Regions from separate parts of the Homo sapiens genome. Here region 1 is linked to region 2. A link is a contact called in ENCODE Hi-C or POLR2A ChIA-PET data. All regions are on one chromosome and are shown on one strand. Each heading gives the region's core, a stretch centred on a gene start or an enhancer-like site at or near the end of the contact. The rest is flanking DNA. Distances are from core to core; before and after follow the strand shown.

What was found. Hi-C counts contacts between places; a loop is a spot of excess contacts on that map. ChIA-PET counts read pairs that join two places held with the same protein, here RNA polymerase II (POLR2A). Pooled maps may share reads with other maps.
Region 1: a map of K562 shows a loop between it and region 2 (3-fold over the local background). The contact joins the promoter of TUBA8 here to the promoter of LINC01634 in region 2. A Hi-C loop is called at or near these places in 1 of 168 maps with a recorded cell type or tissue (K562) and 3 of 50 pooled maps. POLR2A ChIA-PET finds 5 or more read pairs at or near these places in 1 of 52 experiments (T-cell).

The regions. Positions count from the first base shown.
Region 1 is chr22:18,109,516-18,112,786 of GRCh38, forward strand. It overlaps TUBA8 (tubulin alpha 8), which reads left to right and starts at 1,294. Exons shown (of 5, transcript NM_018943.3): 1 at 1,294-1,353. The coding sequence starts at 1,351. RefSeq lists an enhancer at 791-990 and a silencer at 1,071-1,460.
Region 2 is chr22:18,027,434-18,030,653 of GRCh38, forward strand. LINC01634 (long intergenic non-protein coding RNA 1634) reads left to right here and starts at 1,952. Exons shown (of 2, transcript NR_024417.1): 1 at 1,952-2,121. RefSeq lists enhancers at 1,932-2,001, 2,042-2,141.

The DNA.
Region 1 (3,271 bases), core at 44-2,543, 81 kb after region 2:
ACCGTTTGTATCAGTGGGTAAAGCACTGTGTTTGGTACTCTCTCAAATGCAAAGATGATTACGACACATGTACTATCGTTTATGAATGGGTGGCCAACAGAACAGATTGCCGCATAGGTAAGCAGAAATCTGCTCTCATTCTCTATTGGCCACAAGCAGGCATGTCTTAGGAGCAGAAGGGTAGGAAGATCTCTAACTGTGCTTGGAAACTTGGGGAGTTACCACGTCTGGCTAAAGTGGTATTGTCTTAAGGAAAACCTATGAATTTGCCTGCGTTGGCTTGGTGCTGAGGAAAGTGGAAGAGAGAGGCTGGGGTACACCTTTCAACATGAATGGAACTGACCACTGGAGGGAAAGAACAAGAAACAGCAGTGAGAACAAGGAACAAAGACCATCCAGCCCCTCACCCACCTGGGGGGAAGTGAGGGGAGATGGGCAGGGTGACAACGTGGCCAACATCTAAAGTGTGAAGAGGGGCTTTTACCAAGTGCCCACCCCTTCCCGAGCAGGGGGCAACCAACAGCATCTGGCGGGTCTTACTACTGGGCAGAGGCAGGGGAACCCTGGTATGAGTTCTGGATTACATAGGAGATGTGACTTGGACACGTTTGGGGCTTAAAAGTAGGAAGGGATCAAGGGGGGAGATTTGAAAATCCCGGTGGAGGTGCGAGGTATCCGGGGAGAGGGTAAAAACGGGAACAGTCTTCAGCACCTGCCTGTACCAGGAGCTCTGTGTATGCCATCTCATTTCCGTCTCCAGCAACCAGGCGGGCCTTGGCGGCAGGAGGCACAGGCTTTGGGAGCAGAGGCCCTGCAGCTTGCCAAGCACACACGGCCCTAGGGCGCCCAGCTGAGACGGCACCTTGGCACCCGGGCCCGCTGCAGCCCGCTCCGGTCAGCTGCACCCCAGTCAGGAGCCTTTCCAGCGGGTCGGAGGAGAACGGAAGTTTGGGGAGACCCGCGCGATTCGCCTGGCTGCATTTTACATTTCTTTCTCCGGCAGCTGGGGTCACGAAGGCTGCTCTCGCCGGCGGTGTTGGAACGTGGACACGTGCGCTTTGGTAATAGGGCAGCCTCCCCCGCGGGCGCAGTCCCCGCTGCGAGCGCCCCCGGCTGCTGAGGCGGGACCGAGGACCCGGAGATTTGAGCCGCGGGTGGGCGGGGAGGGGCCTTTGTGACCTGCCCGCCCCTCCCCGGCACTGTGATGCCGGGGGGCAGCTGCGGGCCCGGCGCGCCTGTCCCCGGCGTCCCCCCCTCCCGGTGTGTCACAACGGCGGAGGCGGCTGTATCTGGAGCAGTCGGGGCGGGCAGGCCCAGCTGAGAGGTGCGCGGGCGAGGACAGCGGCAGCGATGGTGAGGCTTCCCGGGGCCAGGCGGGCTGCGGGCGCGCGGCAGGCGTAGGACCGAGAGCCGAGTCTACGCGGAGGCGCACGGACCCGTCTTCCTGGAGCCGCAGGGCTCAAGGCCTTCTGGGGGTGGCAGTTCAGGGTCGAGGAGTCCGCACCCTCGGGCGGGAACACCCGGTGCCCTTTATCGTATGGGGGAAATAGAGACCAGGGGCCAGTTGTTCCTTAAAGGGACCTAAGGGAGCTTTGCGTGCAGACGAGGGGGAGGGAGGCCCTGGGGAGCCCGACGGAGAAGGGGGCGAGATTCTGGGGTCCCCAGATGGGCAGCCTGTGGACAGAGTGGAGAGAAGGGCGAGTCCGGGGATTCTGGATGGGTGGTCTGGGCCGGGGCGACTGGGGGGCCAGATGCAGTCACGTCTCCGAACCCAGCCTAATGTGACAGGGCCCGGAATGTGACAGAGGACCTAGGGCGCCACGGTCCCCCCACGCGTGGAGGTCTTTCTCGCAAGCCTGGCCAGCGGCTTGGGTTTGCTGCACGCACAGCCCCAGCGCGGCGGGGTCCTCCGGGCGCACTCAGCAGCTCCCAAGTCTTTCCAGCGGTCAGAGTCGAAGGACTTTGGGAGTAAGAAGTCTCTGCTTCCAAAGGCCAGGGGACCTTCGACCTGTTTCCTACCCTGGCTTAGGGGGATCGCGGCTGCTCCCTTCCCTGCCCCCGCCCCTGGATCTTACTGAGGGGCGGCTGCAAACACTCAGTTCCTCTTTCTAGGGTCCCCCTCTCCGCCCCCAGTGCCCCTGGTGGTTAACATTTGCCCCCAGTCCACTTTCCCAAAGCCCAGAATCCCAGGAATCCCTCCTGGACCCCTGATCTTTCAGCAGTAGGGAGATGGGCTGGAAAGATTGGGGGCAGAGTGAGGGCAGAATAAGCCTATGTCATGGCCAAGGTCGGGTTCCCTGGGCAGGCTTGCTCCAGGTGTCAGTGATCCAGAAAGCAGGCGAGAACCCCCTCCGCCCCGCCCTGTTACGTTTGGCCCGTGCCCAGGGCCTCCTGGCTCCCCCGGAGCTCTAGCCTTCCAGCTTCAGTTTTGTCAGCACCCTCCCTCCTCCTAGCGGGCTCCCAGACACCCCTGGGAACTGAAAGAACTTGGGAATATTAGGGAGGGTGGCCACAGGAACCTATTTCTGCCTGAGGACCCTGGTATGAGGCCACACAAAGGGCCCGGAGCTGCCAGTTCAGAATTTTGACTCCTGGCTCTGCAGCTAGCTGTGTGACTTCAGGAAGGTCACTTAACCTCTCTGGATGTGTTTGTTTTACCTGCGAAATGAAGAGGGTTATAATTCAAATTTCCAAGACTCCACTTAGATTTCATTATTTTTAAACTTTTTATGGTAGGGAATTTCAAACATATGCAAACGGAGAGCAAATGGTATAATTAGCGATTATATACATCATCTAAGTTCAATAATTACCAACTTCTGACCTGTCTCACTTCATTTATTCCCTCCCTCCATAATTTTGAAGCAAATGCTAGGCTGCATACTCTAGAATTGATATTTAATATTTATAATATCTAGCAGGTAGCTAGTGTTTTAGGATTTTCCAAGTGCTTCCCTTGCATGCTTTAATTTGGATCTGAATGCCATTGTGGTACAGAGTGGAGCCCAGAGGATGTTTACAGGGGCGTGTCGAGGATCTTAACCCAGCCCTGTGCACAAGCTTGAATGTGTGATCCACAGACGTGTTTCTGACAATGCCTGGTAAATCAACAATTCAAACAGCAAAACTTTATTTTGAACGTGCTTAAGAATTTGGGTGTTTAGCTGAAAACCTATGGTTAAATATTTTGAAATGCGACCACCTTTCATTTATTTTGAAACACTCAATTTTGTCTAGTAGGTTCTATCTAGAACATTTAACTTGTGTGCGT
Region 2 (3,220 bases), core at 702-3,201:
GCTCAATGTCAACTCTAGAATCTCTTTAAACCTTTTCAGCGTTTGTTTTTTTCCCCACTGAGAAAGTTAAGTGTGATGGGAGGGAATCTAGTCCTTTTGACTATTTTAAAATGTACCTTCTAAAATCAGATCAGGCCAAAAGGTTTTTTACTCTTGAATAAATTTAGGGCTAAAGGCTGTTGGAAAATTAATAGGAGTGGATTCAACGTGGCAATAGATCTTTTATAAATTCTCTTATTGAGTGAATTTCTGAATACTGAAAACAGTGTTTAGCACCTATTGCATTAAAGTGAGTATAAGACTAATACTTTGTATTAGTGACTTTGGCTGGGTGCGGTGGCTCATGCCTGTAATCCTAGCACTTTGGGAGGCCGAGGCGGGTGGATCACGAGGTCAAGAGATCAAGACCATCCTGGCCAACATGGTGAAACCCCATCTCTACTAAAAATACAAAAATTAGCCAGGTGCGGTGGCGTGTGCCTGTAGTTCCAGCTACCCGGGAGGCTGAGACAGGAGAATTGCTTGAACCTGGGAGGAGGAGGCTGCAGTGAGCTGAGATCACACCACTGCATCCCAGCCTAGGCGACACAGTGAGACTCTGTCTCAGAAAAAAAAAAAAGACTAATATTTCATCAAGCAGTTTTAGATAACGTACTGAATTTAGGAACAAATTTACTGCAATTAAATTGACAAAATACCTGTAAATTTTGCAGCTTTTCTCCCCCACAGACTAGCACTATGCAAAAATTGAATGTTTAATTATGAATGAAGGTATCTACCATGTTGTTCACAGAGTTTAATTACCTGAAGACAATGCCTGAGGTTTAAAGTTAAAATACATATATTTGAACATAGAACATTTACTTGACCACTTTATACCATGAGTGAAAGGGGTCAGTCTATGCTTTTTTCCCCTTCCCTGTCTTTTACCAGCTGGCCATTTTATTTGCATAAGGTACACTGAAATTCCTAGAGACCTACGAGGTCATTCTCTGCTCCCTTGCTTTCCTCAGATGAGGAAACAGAGCTCTACAGAGGTTAACTGTCTAGTTCAAGGTCACTCTGCATCTCATTAGTAATCTTGAAGTCTGAAGGCAGGCTGCCTACATTTGTAAATGACAGAAAGCTACCATAGCTAGCTAATCAAAAATAGATGAAAATTTAGTTATAATCTATAGTTGACAGGATAAACATTAAGAATGAGCTTGTAATCCCAGCTACTCCGGAGGCTGAGGCAGAAGGATCCCTTAAGATTAGCAGTTTGATCAGCCTGGGTGACATAGCGAGAACCTGTTATTTTATTTTACTTTTTTAAAGAGTCAGGGTCTCATTCTGTCATCCAGGCTGGAGTGGAGTGCAGTGGTGCAATCATAGCTCTGCAGCCTTGAACTCCTGGCTCAAGGGATCCTCTCACCTCAGCCTCCCGAGTAGCTAGGATTACAGGTGTGCACTAGGACTCCCAGCTCAAGACCCTGTCTCTAGGAAAAAAAAATAGAAATTAGCCAGGTGTGGTGGTGCACAAGAGTGGACCCCTTAAGCCTAGGAGTTTGAGGCTACATTGAGCTATGATTGCATCACTGCACTCCAGCCTGGGCAATGGAGTGGGAGCCTGTCTCTAAAAGAGAAAGAAAGGTCTTCCTAGAGTTTTTGATAGACTAAAACCACTAAGTTCAGATTTAGCATGAATAAATATAATGGCCTGCACTTTTGGTTGAAAATATATATTGCACAGTAGAGGCCTGACTTGTGCATGTGAAACAGAAGATAGGGAGTTAAGTCAACCAACAGGTTCAGTAAGAGCCCCACGTGGGAAGCAGCTGGTGAAACAGCTAATGAAACCTCAGAGCTATATTAGTAGACAGAGAGTAACCTGATGTTTCACGGAGTAACTGGCCCAGGAATCTTGGTGCTGGCCAGGTCATATTTATACCACTCTGTAGCACAAGGTTCCAGGAGGGACCTTGATAAACTAGAGTTCATCCACCAGAGGAGGAGGCTGCAGGCCTTGGGCACTGCTCAGCAGGATGAGGGGCCACTGCAGTTGAGCATGTCTAGCCTGGAGTCTTCTGAAGAACATGATTATTGACTTTATGTATAGGAATGGCTGCCAATGAAGAAGAGGTACGTGGCTTGTTCTATGTCACTCCGCAGGGCAGAAGGAGGATCATTAGGGATAAGGATGAATGGGAGATAGATTTCTGTTCAAAGAATTTTCCAAAATTGCGGACTCACCACAGAATGGTCTGGAAGTCTGCTTAGGGAAATGCTGGGATCCAAGCATCTGAGAGCTTATAGGATATCTACTTTGGGACAGGAGTTGACTCCATGACTTCCAAGTTCCCTTTAACTCAAAGATTCTGTGAGTCTTCATCATGGATCTTTCTTTCTTTATTCCTTCCTTCCTTTCTTTTTCTTTTCTTTCTTTCTTTTTTCTTTCTTCTTTCTTTTTCTTTCTTTCTTCTTTCTCTCTTCTTTCTTCTTTCTTTTTTCTTCTTTTTTTCTCATTTTTCTTCTGTCTCTTTTCTTTCTTTTTTCTTTCTCTCTTCTTTCTCTCTTTCTTTCTTTCACAAAGTCTCACTCTGTTGCCCAGACTGGAGTGCAGTGGTATAATCACAGCTCATTGCAGCCTAGAGCTCTCACCTCAGCTCCCTGGGTAGCTGGGACTACAGGCACATGACGCCACACCTGGCTAATGTGTGGTGTGTGTGTGTGTGTGTGTGTGTGTGTATTTTGTAGAGACAGAGTCTCACAATATTGCCCAGGCTGCTCTCGAACTCCTGGGCTCAAGCAAACCACCCACCTTGGCCTCCCAAAGTGCTGGGATTCCAGGTGTGAGCCACCATGCCCAGTCAGGTTATTTTTCTTGTACTGCTAGTTCATGCCAGTAGAAAAGGTTTTAGTGCTTTTGACCTTCTGATTCCCAAAACGATTCAAATGATTTGTCATTAGAATATGTATCTTAAAAAAGAAACAAATAAAACTCGTAATAAAAAATTGAATCCAGGCCAGACACAGTGGCTCACACCTGTAATCCCAGCACTTTGTGAGGCCGAGGCAGATAGATTGCTTGAGCCCAGGAGTTCAAGACCAATCTGGCAACATGGCAAAACCCCGTCTCTACCAAAAAATTAGCCAGTCTCATAACCAGATCTCAAAAGTAAATAAATAATTGAATCCAGAAGGACTCCTGAGAAAAAGTGAGTTGCTTCAGAATTTGGGC